Regions from separate parts of the Homo sapiens genome. Here region 2 is linked to region 1. A link is a contact called in ENCODE Hi-C or POLR2A ChIA-PET data. All regions are on one chromosome and are shown on one strand. The core of a region is the stretch at or near the end of the contact, and the rest is flanking DNA. Distances in the headings are between cores, read along the strand shown. Region 1 overlaps NFKB1 (nuclear factor kappa B subunit 1). Region 2 holds the start of MANBA (mannosidase beta).

Region 1 (6,179 bases), core at 299-2,798:
ACAGGCAAACAAAAAAGGACTTTACCAAGGAGATTCATTCACTCAACAAATATTTATGCAGATCCTTATCAGTGCCAGGAAATGTCCTAGATGCTTTTGTCAGCAGTAAAAGAATCTCTACCTTCACTGAATTTATATGCTAGTGTGACAACGGAGAAGAAACAAAGAAGTAAATTATACGATACAATTTAGAAGGCAATAAGTGTTATCCAGAAAAATAAGGTAGGAATGAGGAACAGGAGAGGTAGTAGAAAAAAGCATAACATTTTAAAGTAGGGAGAGGTCAGGAAGGACACTCAGTAAAAAGATGACAACTGAGCAAAAACTTGAAGGAAGCGATGGGGAAGACATGAACATATGAATGATGAATGTGGCAAAAGGAACAGTAAGTACAAAATTCCTGCGGTAGGACCACGCCGGTGTTTTCAAAACACAACAAAGGCAAGGAGGTCAATGTAGCTGGAGTGAAATGAGCAAGTTGTCAGAAGTAAGTGAAGAATTCAGAGAGGTAAGCAGGGGGCCAGATCTCTGGCTTTTACTCAGAAAGAAAGAAAGAAAAAAAAAATTAGTAGAGGAAAGAAAGAGATTTCATGACAACTGGATTGAAGGAAAGAATGAACAAGCTAAGGTAGGAAGGTCAGATAAAGTAGGGAAGAAAATAGGAGTTATAAGGCAGAATGAAATGAGCACTCATACCAGAGGCCCAGAGACAGAATAAGTCACGTGTCCAGGCAGATGAAAAAAGTGGATAGCTAAGACACAGAACAGAAAATATACCACTAGAAAATAAGCTCCTTGAAGGCAGAGATCTCTAGTCCCTAGAACAATGCCTGACATATGAGTGTTTAATAAGTATCTGTTGATAAAGGAATGCATGAATTAATACAGCACAGAAAAATATGCAACATGACATACTTATATGCATAGAAGCATAGGCAGTTTTTCAGAAACAATACCTATATCTTTTGGCCCTTTCAGCCTTACTCCCATATAGAACTTCCCTAACTGCAGGAAAACGGGGTTATCTCCTTTGTAATAGCAATGATAAACATCTGTGTAGCATCTTACACTTTACTGTCAATAATATGCTTTTCATGTATATTGCCTAATCTAGTCCCTGTGAGAAAAACATCATCCTTATTAATTTATTATGTGAATAATGAAGGATTTACTCTGGTTAACAAATGAAACAGTACAGAAGTCAGTCTTCTGCTTCAGGTAACGATAGAGTAAAACAGACTGGTTTGAACCTTAAATATCTAAAATACATGAAGAAATGGTTTTTAGACACTAGAAAACAGGCAGCACAGAACAGTAATCTTTAAGAAAAGGGAAATAAATAAGGTGAACCCTGTAATTACTCTGGCTTAATGCCTAAAGAGTCCCAGGCTGCAGCACAGGAAGGAGGAACCCCAACAGAGCCTGGCAATCTCTGAGGTTGAGGAGACACAGTTAAATATTGGAGGAAGCCAAGGAGGCTAAAACTCACAAGCAGAGTACCGGAAAGGAAGAAACCGCAAACAGAGATACACTCAGAGATCACTGGAGTCTTCAGCTGAGTGCTGTGTGTGAGGAAATATGTCAAAGCTGGGAAAAGAACCACCACAGAGGTGGAGGCAGAAAAATTACTGTAACACATATGGGGCTGGAATAGTTCAAGAAATCTTGTAATACATGGAGCATCAGGTTGAAAATTCAGAAAGGTACTGCCTTAGCAATGATGTCAAATTAACCCTAGAGTAAAGGTTTCTCTGGTCTCTCTGATAAAGCTTAAAAGTAAGTTTAGAAAGAATCAAAAAAATCAAACTGTTCCCAAATTTAACTTCATCCCAATCCTCAAACGTATTTAAAAGCACATCAAAAAAAAAAAAAAAAAAAGGAATCCAAGACTTAACGATACAAAATTCAAAATACCTGTCATCCAATAAAAAACTAACAGGCATGGAAAGAAATAGAAAAATATAATTCATAATTAGGACAAAAACTAAACAAAAATAGATCCAGAAGACAGAATTTGTACACAAGTACATTGAATAGCTATTATATATTCCATATGATCAGAAAAAGAAGAAAGCATTGGTATGTTAAGGAGTAACATGGCAGATATGAAAAAAAAAGACCCCAAACAAATCTATAGAAATTGCAAATTACAATGTCTAAGAGGAAAAAATACACTAGATGGAATTAAGAACATATTAGACACTACAGACAAAAATATTGGTGAACGTGCAGACACAGTAATAAAACTTTCCAAAATGAAAGAGAAAAAAAAGATTTTTTAAAAAACAGGTCATCAGTGAGCTGTAGGAAATTTCACATAGCCAAATATATGTGCAACTGGGGTTCCAGAAGAAGATGAAGAGGAGTGGACAGAAAATATATTTGAAAAAATAATGGCCAAAAAGTTTTAAAACGTACTAAATATATAAACCCAGAGATCTAAGGATCTCGATGAACCCCAAGCACAAGCAACATGAAGGAAACTATGCTAATATCCATATAATCAAATTGCTTAAAACGAGTGAGGAAGAGAAAATCTGAAAAGCTGCTAGAGAGAAAAAAAAATTATATACAGAGGAACAAAGATTAGATTGACAGGTGACTTCTTGGAAACAAGGCAAATCAGAAGACAGTGGAACAACATAGTTTAAGGATGTGAAAGAATAATACTGTCAACCTATAATTCTTTTTTTTTGAGACGGAGTTTCTTTCTTGTTGCGCAGGCCGGAGTGCAATTGTGCGATCTCGGCTCACCGCAACCTCTGCCTCCCAGGTTCAAGTGATTCTCCTGCCTCGGCCTCTCGAGTAGCTGGGATTACAGGCATGCACCACCATGCCTGGCTAATTTTGTATTTTTAGTAGAGACGGGGTTTCTCCATGTTGGTCAGGTTGGTCTTGAACTCCTGACCTCAGGTGACCTGCCCGCCTCGGCCTTCCAAAGTGCTGGGATTTCAGGCGTGAGCCACTGCGCCCGGCCTGTCTACCTAAAATTCTATACTCTTCAAAATATCTTTGAAAAACAAAGATAAAATAAAAAGCTATGAAAACATACACCTACTGAAAGAATTAATCAGCATCAGATCAGCAGTATAATAAAAGGAAGTGCCTGAGGCAGAAGAAAATGATACCAGATAGAAATTTTGACCTAAGAAACAGAATGAACAGCACTGCAAATGATAAATACGTGGTTAAATATAAACACCTTTTTTCTGATTTAAAAAGTTTCTTTAAAAGATAAGTGACTGTTTTAGATACTTTTCAAGAGAAGACACACATGCCACCAACAAACATATGGAAAAAGCTCACTAGAGAAACGCAAATTAAAACACAATGAGATATGATCTCACACCTGTCAGAATGGCTTTTATTAAAAAGTCAAAAGATAACAGATGCTGGCACGGCTGTGGAGAAGAGGGTACACTTATATACTGCTGGTGGGAGTGCAAATTAGTTCAGCCACTGTGGAAGCAGTGTGGTGCTTTTTCTTTTTTGTTTTATTTTTGCCCTTGTAAACTTGCTTATTTTTTATTATACTTTAAGTTCTAGGGTACATGTGCACAATGTGCAGGTTTGTTACATATGTATACACGTGCCATGTTGGTGTGCTGCACCCAGTAACTCAGCATTTACATTAGGTATATCTCCTAATGCTATCCCTCCCCCCACCCCACCACAGGCCCAGGGGTGTGATATTCCCCACCCTGTGTCCAAGTGTTCTCATTGTTCAATTTCCACCTATGAGTGAGAACATGCAGTGTTTGGTTTTCTGTCCTTGCGATAGTTTGCTCAGAATGATGGTTTCCAGCTTCACCCACGTCCCTACAAAGGACATGAGCTCATCCTTTCTTATGGCTGCATAGTATTCCATGATGTATATATGCCACATTTTCTTAATCCAGTTTATCACTGATGGACATTTGGGTTGGTTCCAAGTCTTTGCTATTGTGAATAATGCTGCAATAAACATAAGTGTGCATGTGTCTTTATAGCAGCATGATTTATAAACCTTTGGGTATATACCCAGTAATGGGATGGCTGGGTCAAATGGCATTTCTAGTTCTAGATCCTTGAGGAATCGCCACACTGTCTTCCACAATGGCTGAACTAGTTTACAGTCCCACCAACAGTGTAAAAGTGTTCCTATTTCTCCACAACCTCTCCAGCACCTGTTGTTTCGACTTTTTAATGATTGCCATTCTAACTGGTGTGAGATGGTATCTCATTGTGGTTTTGATTGGCATTTCTCTGATGGCCAGTGATAATGAGAGCATTTTTTCATGTGTCTTTTGGCTGCATAAATGTCTTCTTTTGAGAAGTGTCTGTTCATATCCTTTGCCCACTTTTTGATGGGGTTGTTTGATTTTTTCTTGTAAATTTATTTAAGTTCTTTATAGATTCTGGATATTAGCCCTTTGTCAGATGGATACATTGTAAAAATTTTCTCCCATTCTGTAGGTTGCCTGTTCACTCTGATGGTAGTTTCTTTTGCTGCGGAGAAGCTCTTTAGTTTAATTAGATCCCATTTGTCAATTTTGGCTTTGGTTGCCATTGCTTTTGGTGTTTTAGTCATGAAGTCTTTGCCCATGCCCATGTGCTGAATGGTATTGCCTAGGTCTTCTTCTAGGGTTTTTATGGTTTTAGATATAACATTTAAGTCTTTAATCCATCTTGAATTAATTTTTGTATAAGGTGTAAGGAAGGGATCCAGTTTCAGCTTTCTACATATGGCTAGCCAGTTTTCCCAGCACCATTTATTAAATAGGAATCCTTTCCCCATTTCTTGTTTTTGTCAGGTTTGTCAAAGATCAGATAGTTGTAGATGTACGGTATTATTTCTGAGGGCTCTGTTCTGTTCCATTGGTCTATATCTCTGTTTTGGTACCAGTACCATGCTGTTTTGGTTACTGTAGCCTTGTAGTATAGTTTGAAGTCAGGTAGTGTGACGCCTCCAGCTTTGTTCTTTTGGCTTAGGATTGTCTTGGCAATGCAGGCTCTTTTTTGGTTCCATATGAACTTGAAAGTAGTTTTTTCCAATTCTGTGAAGAAAGTCATTGGTAGCTTGATGGGGATGGCATTGAATCTATAAATTACCTTGGGCAGTATGGCCATTTTCACGATATTGATTCTTCCTATCCATGAGCATGGAATGTTCTTCCATTAGTTTGTGTCCTCTTTTATTTCATTAAGCAGGGGTTTGTAGTTCTCCTTGAAGAGGTCCTTCACATCCCCTGTAAGTTGGATTCCTAGGTATTTTATTCTCTTTGAAGCAATTGTGAATGGGAGTTCACTCATGATTTTGCTCTCTGTTTGTCTGTTATTGGTGTATAGGAATGCTTGTGATTTTTGCACATTGATTTTGTAGCAGTGTGGTGATTTTTCAAAGAGCTAAAAATAGAACTACCATTTGACCCAGCAATCCCACTGTTGGGTACACAATCAAAGGAATATAAATCATTCTACCATAAAGACACATGCATGTTAATGTTCACTGCGGCAGTATCCACAATAGCAAAGACATGGAATCAACCTAAATTCCCTATCAATAACATAAATAAATAAAGAAAATGTGGTACATATATACCATGGAATACTATGCAGCCATAAAAAAGAATAAGATCATATGTTTTGCAGGAACATGGATGGAGCTAGAGGCCACTGTCCTTAGCAAACTAATGCAGGAACAGAAAAACAAATACTGCATGTTCTCACTTGTAAGTGGGAGCTAAATGATGAGAACTCATGGACAAAAAGGGGAACAACAGACACTGAAGAAGGCCTTGTTTCTCCTCTGTATTTTGATATTTATATATCTACTCCTAGTGCTTACCAGTTGGTATATGCTATATGTATTAATTGGAAAAAAATTCCATGTCTCTAAACTGCCAGAAAGCAGAGAGAGTGTGGTGATTACTGGTAAGTGAACTGGCCTAAAGCAAAGTCAAGGAACACAGATATTTTCCATGGAATAAAAATGTCAACGAACTAAAATATGTTGAAACAAATTGTTGATATTCAGGGTTTAAAATAAAACACCAAACTAAGATTATTATTATTATTTTTTACCAAGAAAGGCAGTAAAGGCTAATTATATAAATGAATTTTAAAAAAGACAAAATTAAAGCTAACTTAAAAAATATTAAAATGACAAATCCCCTACATTACAGCAATCAAACCAGAAT
Region 2 (6,496 bases), core at 2,229-4,728, 190 kb before region 1:
CCTAAGACTGGGCCCCCTTGGAGTTTTTAACTCTCAAATTTGTGCATATTGGTCCTCCAGTAATTTGTCAATTATAGTCCAGGTCTTCCTACTCTGTACTGGTTCCCACTGAGATTTCAGCTATGGGACAACGGTTGTGGGGTAGTGTGTGTGGTCTACTCAGTTAAGTTGTAATTGCCTGTATCTACCTGTCTACATCTCTAATTTTGGGGCAGCAGTCTGCCCTGTGACCTCACTTCTTTGACTCATCTAAGAAGAGTTGTCTATTTTCAATTTGTGCAGCTTTTTACTTGCTTTTTAGGATAGAGTGATGACTTCCAAGGTCCTTACATGCCAGGCCAGAAATTGGAAATCTATTATTGTTTTGACCCATGCATTATTTAGGAATATAATATATTATATTCCTAATTATATAATTATATTATATAATATAATTATATTATATATTTTTATATATTTATATTATTATATAAATTATATATATTTAAAATATATATTTGTATATGTATGTATATATGTATATATACAGTATATGTATGTATGTATATATACAGTATATGTATATATATACGTATATGTATATATGTATATATACAGTATATGTATATATATACACAGTTTGCTGACATAGGCCATGTGTCCTCTAGTTGACTTCTTGGACTCTCTTGGGTAGAATCCCATTATACTGGCTCAAGCCTGGTTACTTCCTACGGTGTCCTCTTGGTTTATAGGAAACTCATGCATATGCATCCTTGACACACCAAATTCTAGTGGTGTACATAGTTTCCACTACCTTCTCTCTTTGTTCTAACATTTGGGGCTTCAAACTCTGGGGAAGTATGTCAAACCTTTGGGCAGGATACTTATGGGCTATTATCCCCAGTCCTGGGGTTTAATCAGACACTATGAGTCTAAAGGCAAATGTCCACTCCACATCTGATTACTCTTTCATTTTCTTTCCCTTATTATAACTTCTGTAATATATCATGGGATTGGAATATCATTGGCCTTGGTATATACCATGGTGTTCTAATGAGTTTACCAATTTTATATATTTAGATATGAAGGAAATGTTGTCATATAGCAAAGGGCCTAACTACTTCCATTGGTCTGTTGTGACAGGATACTGACCCTACACATCATTTAATCACCGTGGGCATTATTTATCTTTTTAAACCAGGGAACGATCACTTGTTCTAAATAATTCAAGTTTTGGGAAGCATCAAATGAAATGATCAAAATGAAATCTGTTTATACAGTGTAAGTTAAAGATACCCATAACTATTTTAAACATTGCATTTGGTATCATGACTTTAAATTACATAAGTTGAGAAGTTTTATGTTATCTCTAAATAAGGTTTATTTACCAGAAAATCATGGACAAAAATTATCCTATAACAAAATGAAAACATCATGTCATCTGTGCCAATTGCAATTTTAGGAAGAGTACTTATTAGGGCTTTGATTATTCTTTGATGTTCTCTGTTGTCAAAGTGAAGTAACCTAAATGATGTTATGCTTGCATCCTGGAATGAAAGGAGGAATGAGAATCTTCTATTATTGTTTTTCTAAAAATTATATTTCTTAATAAACAGAATATATCCATATGTATCATCAAGGATGAATTTTCCTCTGATTTGGCTTAATGAAATCTCTGGGAATTATGAAAAAATTCCTTTGCCGCTCTTGTTGCCATAAACCTTGTGTTATCAGTGTTGCACAGACCATGGCTAGCCATTTAATGCCGTGAATTATGGCATATAATTTGAATTGAGAGCTTTGTTTCTATCAAAGGTAAAAATGCTTCTGGAGTGAGTGAGGAAGGCTTTGAAGCAGTGAGAGCGTTTCCCCTATAGCATCATTGGGCTCTGACAGTAGGACCTTGAAGAGGAGGGTTCTAATCCTGTCTGCCACTATGTGACAGGCAAGTCACCTGATCTTTTTTTTTTTTTTTTTTTTAGAGTCTTTCTCTATAGCCCAGGCTGGAGTGCAGTAGTGCCATCTCGGCTTACTGCAACCTCTGCTTCCTGGGTTCAAGCGGTTCTCCTGCCTCAGTTTCCCGAGCACCTGCGACTACAGGCACGTGCCACCACGCGCCCAGCTAATTTTTGTATTTTTAATAGAGACAGGGTTTCACCATGTTGGCCAGGCTGGCCTCGAACTCCTGACCTCAAGTGATCCACCCGCCTCGGCCTCCCAGAAGTGCTGGGATTACAGACGTGAGCCACCGCGCCTGGCCCCGATCTCTTTGAACTCAGTTCCCTCATCTGTAAAGCCAGCGGCTTGGGTTGGATAATCCATACTGTCCTTTAAGCCAAGATATTCAGGGCTTGTAAATAATGCTGACTTTGCAAAGTAAGATATTGCCCGGTGTCTGCAGAATCAGGCAATTCCAAGGCCATTGTAAGGCGAAACAAAGCTCAGATTTGATGAGAGAAAATTTCTTTTCAAGGACTTCTTCCGAAGCATAAATATACGGCAGATAGCGTCAACACAGGAGAAAGGCAGTCTATTTTATGCAATGTAAAATTCCGTCTTAACTTCTAGGATTACTGTTACATCCTATTGCAAAAATGGGACTCAGGTAGACCATTTGACTACAAGACCCGAAATAAGTCAGTGGTATTTCTTGGGTACTCTGGCATTGTTAGGGACGATCACATATGTTTACTCATTTTATACTTATAACACCTTGAAAACTTCAAGAAACGGAGATGGAGATTTTGCGGCTTGCCCAGGTCCCACAGCTAGTGAGTGCAGAGGATTTTAAACTCAGCTGCGCGCCTAGTGCAGGTTCCAGAACCTCAGAAACCTCCGTGGGGCTTTATGAAACATAAGGACGCAGGCCGCTAGTAACAATAGCTAACGTGAATGCCTTCTCTGGGCCAGGCTCCATGCTGCATGCTATAGTCGCATTTTCTTGGTTAGCCCTCAGAACAACCTTCTGATGGAGATACTGCTAGTACTTGTTTACTCTTTGAAGGGCGGGGTAGGCTCTGAGACCCGCGAGTTGAGCTGCAGCGGGGTGAGTGTTACGCTACCAGGTAGACGAGGGTCTGTGTAAATTTGGCGGAAGGGAAGTGGTGGGTTGTCTCCCAGTTTGGGTTCTCTGAAGGAGTGAGGGGACTCTCCAGCTATGGTCTCCACGTACAGTCGGTCTCTGATCTCCCGAGGCTTTGTGCCACTGCGCGCCCAGGGATCTTTCTGTCCCAATTACCGTGCAAGATTCTTGCCTCCAGTTGTATGTACTGAGGCGGCGGGAAGAAGCGCCGAGGGAAGGCTCAGACCGCAATGCCCCCCAGCCTGTAGCTATTCTCGGGGGCTGCAGCTCCCGCACCCGCGACGCCCGGCTTTCAGCGGGTGCAGGCGCAGCCTCCTCGTTCCCCTCCCGCCCGCGGCTGCGCCCGGAGAGCGCTCAGCTGACCTAGGGGCGGGGCCGGGGCGGGGACCTAAAGCCTCGGCTACTTCCGAGGGGGTGAGTGGCTTCACCGCCGGTCCCTTGCAGCGCTGCCTTTCGATCTCTCCACATCTCGGTGGCGCGGGATCTCAAGATGCGCCTCCACCTGCTCCTGCTGCTCGCGCTGTGCGGTGCAGGCACCACCGCCGCGGAGCTCAGTTACAGCTTGCGTGGCAACTGGAGCATCTGCAATGGGAACGGCTCGCTGGAGCTGCCCGGGGCGGTCCCTGGCTGCGTGCACAGCGCCTTGTTCCAGCAGGGCCTGATCCAGGTATGGCGTGCGGCCGACCCGCGGCGAGCCTGCGCCCGCCTTCTTCTGGTGCTGAGAGGGGCCCAGGAACCGCCTGGCAGCCCCCAGCTCTGGGCCATTCTCGTCGGTTTGGTAGTAACTTCCCCTTTGCATCTTGTGATCTGCGGGGGGAAATGCCCAAGCTATGGGGTACGGGCTTGACGGAGACTGAGCGACCGACCCATGTTGGGACATCAGTAACTCTGGAAAGGGGAAGTTTAGATAGGGGAACAGTGTTGCTACTAGCAGTTTACTTACTGCAGTCGTTCTCTACTGAAGCGTGTATACAAAGGGCATGCCGTCACTGACAAGCATAAGGTCGGGAATTACTGTCTCTACTGTCTGCACGCCACAGGGGACAACAGCGTTTTGTTAAGTAAGGGTTAACTCTATTGAGTAATGTCTCGGTTTTTTATTTTCGCTGTTAAGCGTCAGGGAGTCAGATTTGGGATTGACGCAGCACAGACGTTGTGGAGAATGACCTACAAGAGTAAAGTTGGGTTTGTCAGTGCTAGTGTGGCTAACAACGGGTAAATAATTTTTAAGGCTAACTTGGTGATGAAGAAAGGTGCTATTTCCTCTCAGGGCGTGTGTGTGTGTGTGTGTGTGTATCCCAATGGAGTCTCCAATTTACAGACTACTTGTGGGGAACGTTTTCGTGTTTGGCTGCCTGTGCGCATAGGTTTGCAAACTGACTTCCATCCTCCAACTGCTTTTGCTGTTCCCTCTTGCACAGCGTTCCCACGTGTTGTCTTTACTTGGGGCAAAATGTACTTGTAATTGATCTACTTGTGGGATGCATACATTGTCCAATCCTCATAACAACTCTGTATAGTAAGTGTTCATATCTGAATTTTATGGATAATATGGAATTATGGAACACAGAGAAATTAGGAAGGTGACAGCAACTAAATGGAAAGAAATGGAATTCTAACCCAGGTGGTCTCAACTCCATAGCCTGGTCTCTATACTATGTGGTATGCTTAGTTTGGTGTTTTAAAAAATCATGTGTTTTTGAAGCACTGTGGCTGACTTTCAGGAGCACCATTCTAAGTTTATTTGCATGACAAGGTGGTCATCTAGGGTTGTGCCAAATTTCTGACCTGGTACTTAGTAGTTTTTTTTTTTTTTTTCCTGAGATGTGTATCAGAAAGGAGGTGAATGTTGTAAATGACATTGACCATTGTCCGATGTATTTTTAGAGTAGATCATTCCCAAACTTTAGTACTTTATTTTAAGTTGACAAACTACTTGTGATAGAGAACACAGCTGACCACAGTATACTCTGAGTTTTCACTTATATCTGCTTTGAGAATGCCTGTGTTTATTTTGTAGGGTTCCTCCTTGCCTGATTTTACTGAAATAATTAAGCCAATGGGTGCTGGTACGTGAGAGCTTTGGGAGGCCAAGGTAGGAGGATCCCTTGAGTCCAGGAGTTCAAGACCAGCATGGCCAACATAGAAAGAGTCTATGAGGCCGAGGTGGGAAAATTTCTTGAGGCCAAGAGTTCAAGACCAGCATGGCCAACATAGAGAGATTCTATCTCTAAAAAAAAAAAAAAAGAAAGAAAGAATTAAGCCAATGGGAAATAATGAGTGGCTTCAGTAAGTCAGATTATTGTGCCATATTACAGAGCTAAGAAGCTAAGAAACAACGTTTGGTTACAACAGATACTTAATGAAAATGAATTTGCTCATAGTATGAAATAACTTCCTCATAGGAACAATTTGAAGAGATTTCTTAACTCTCTTCATAAATTCTTAGCAAAACCTTGAGGTTTCAATCAGGTGGCCATGGGTCTCAAATGGCAGTGGAATGAGAAATGGGAAGGCTTTTGGGGCTTAGGAAACACAAGGCCTGTTGAAAATAATCATCAGGCTGGGCACAGTGGCTCATGCCTATAATCCCAGCACTTGGGAGGCAGAGGTAGGTGGAGTTTAGACCAGTCTGGGCAACTGGCGAGACCCTGTCTCTACAAAAAATTAAAAAATTAACTGGGCGTGGTGGCGTACACCTGTGGTCCTAGCTACGAGGGAGGCTGAGGTGGGAGGATCGTTTGAGCCCAGGAGGTTGAGGCTGCAGTGAGCCGTGATCTGTACTCCAACCTGGGCAACAGAGTGACACCCTCTCTCAAAAAAAAAAAAAAAAGAAAAAAAGTAAAGAAGCAATCATCAACATCAGATCAGTATCGTTATTCAGTAATGTGAGACTGTTGTCCGACCTGCTTTATTATAACATCCCTTTTTGGTGTTGACTTGAGGAAATATTCTACCGTTTATAGTAGACACTGGGCCAAATATTGTGTTTGTGTAAGAACTTGAAACATATCTTGGTGATATCATTCATTTATTTATCTATTCACCTAGTTAATTATCTCATATTTATTTTGTACCTCTAATGTGGCAGGCACTATTCTAAGTACTTGAAATCGAGTGGTAAAGAAAACAAAGTCCTTTCCCTAATGGACATTCTAATGGAGGAGATAGACATATATACCAAATTAATAAATAATGTAAGGCAGGTGGCACACTGAAGAAAAATTGAGCAGGTTAAAGGAAGAGACAGTGAAGGCTGGTTGGAAAGCATTGCTATTTTTTAAAAAGTGGTTCAAGATAGGTATTTTGATAAGGTGACTTCTAAACAAAAAGACCTGTTTGAAAAGGTCACTTTTAAGGAGAAGTGCATTTCCAGCAAAGAGGAAAAACACAGGAGTGGGGAGGATAGAGGCCCTGAGGCAGGCACGAGCTTGA

What was found. A loop is a pair of places that touch in the nucleus more often than their neighbours do. ChIA-PET counts read pairs that join two places held with the same protein, here RNA polymerase II (POLR2A). Pooled maps may share reads with other maps.
Region 2: a pooled map shows a loop between it and region 1 (4-fold over the local background). The contact joins the promoter of MANBA here to the enhancer-like site in region 1. A Hi-C loop is called at or near these places in 3 of 50 pooled maps. POLR2A ChIA-PET finds 5 or more read pairs at or near these places in 2 of 52 experiments (WTC11 and activated B cell).

Annotation. Positions count from the first base shown.
Region 1 is chr4:102,569,825-102,576,003 of GRCh38, reverse strand. All of the region lies in intron 6 of NFKB1 (nuclear factor kappa B subunit 1), which reads right to left. Among named protein-coding and RNA genes, the nearest start is that of NFKB1-AS1, 70 kb to the right of the region's middle. Within about 2 kb of position 1,548, at least 2 of the 41 ENCODE cell types and tissues checked have a DNase peak (open chromatin) inside an H3K27ac peak, as active enhancers do.
Region 2 is chr4:102,757,950-102,764,445 of GRCh38, reverse strand. MANBA (mannosidase beta) reads left to right here and starts at 3,478. Exons shown (of 17, transcript NM_005908.4): 1 at 3,478-3,728. The coding sequence starts at 3,552. RefSeq lists a silencer at 3,314-3,443 and an enhancer at 3,534-3,883.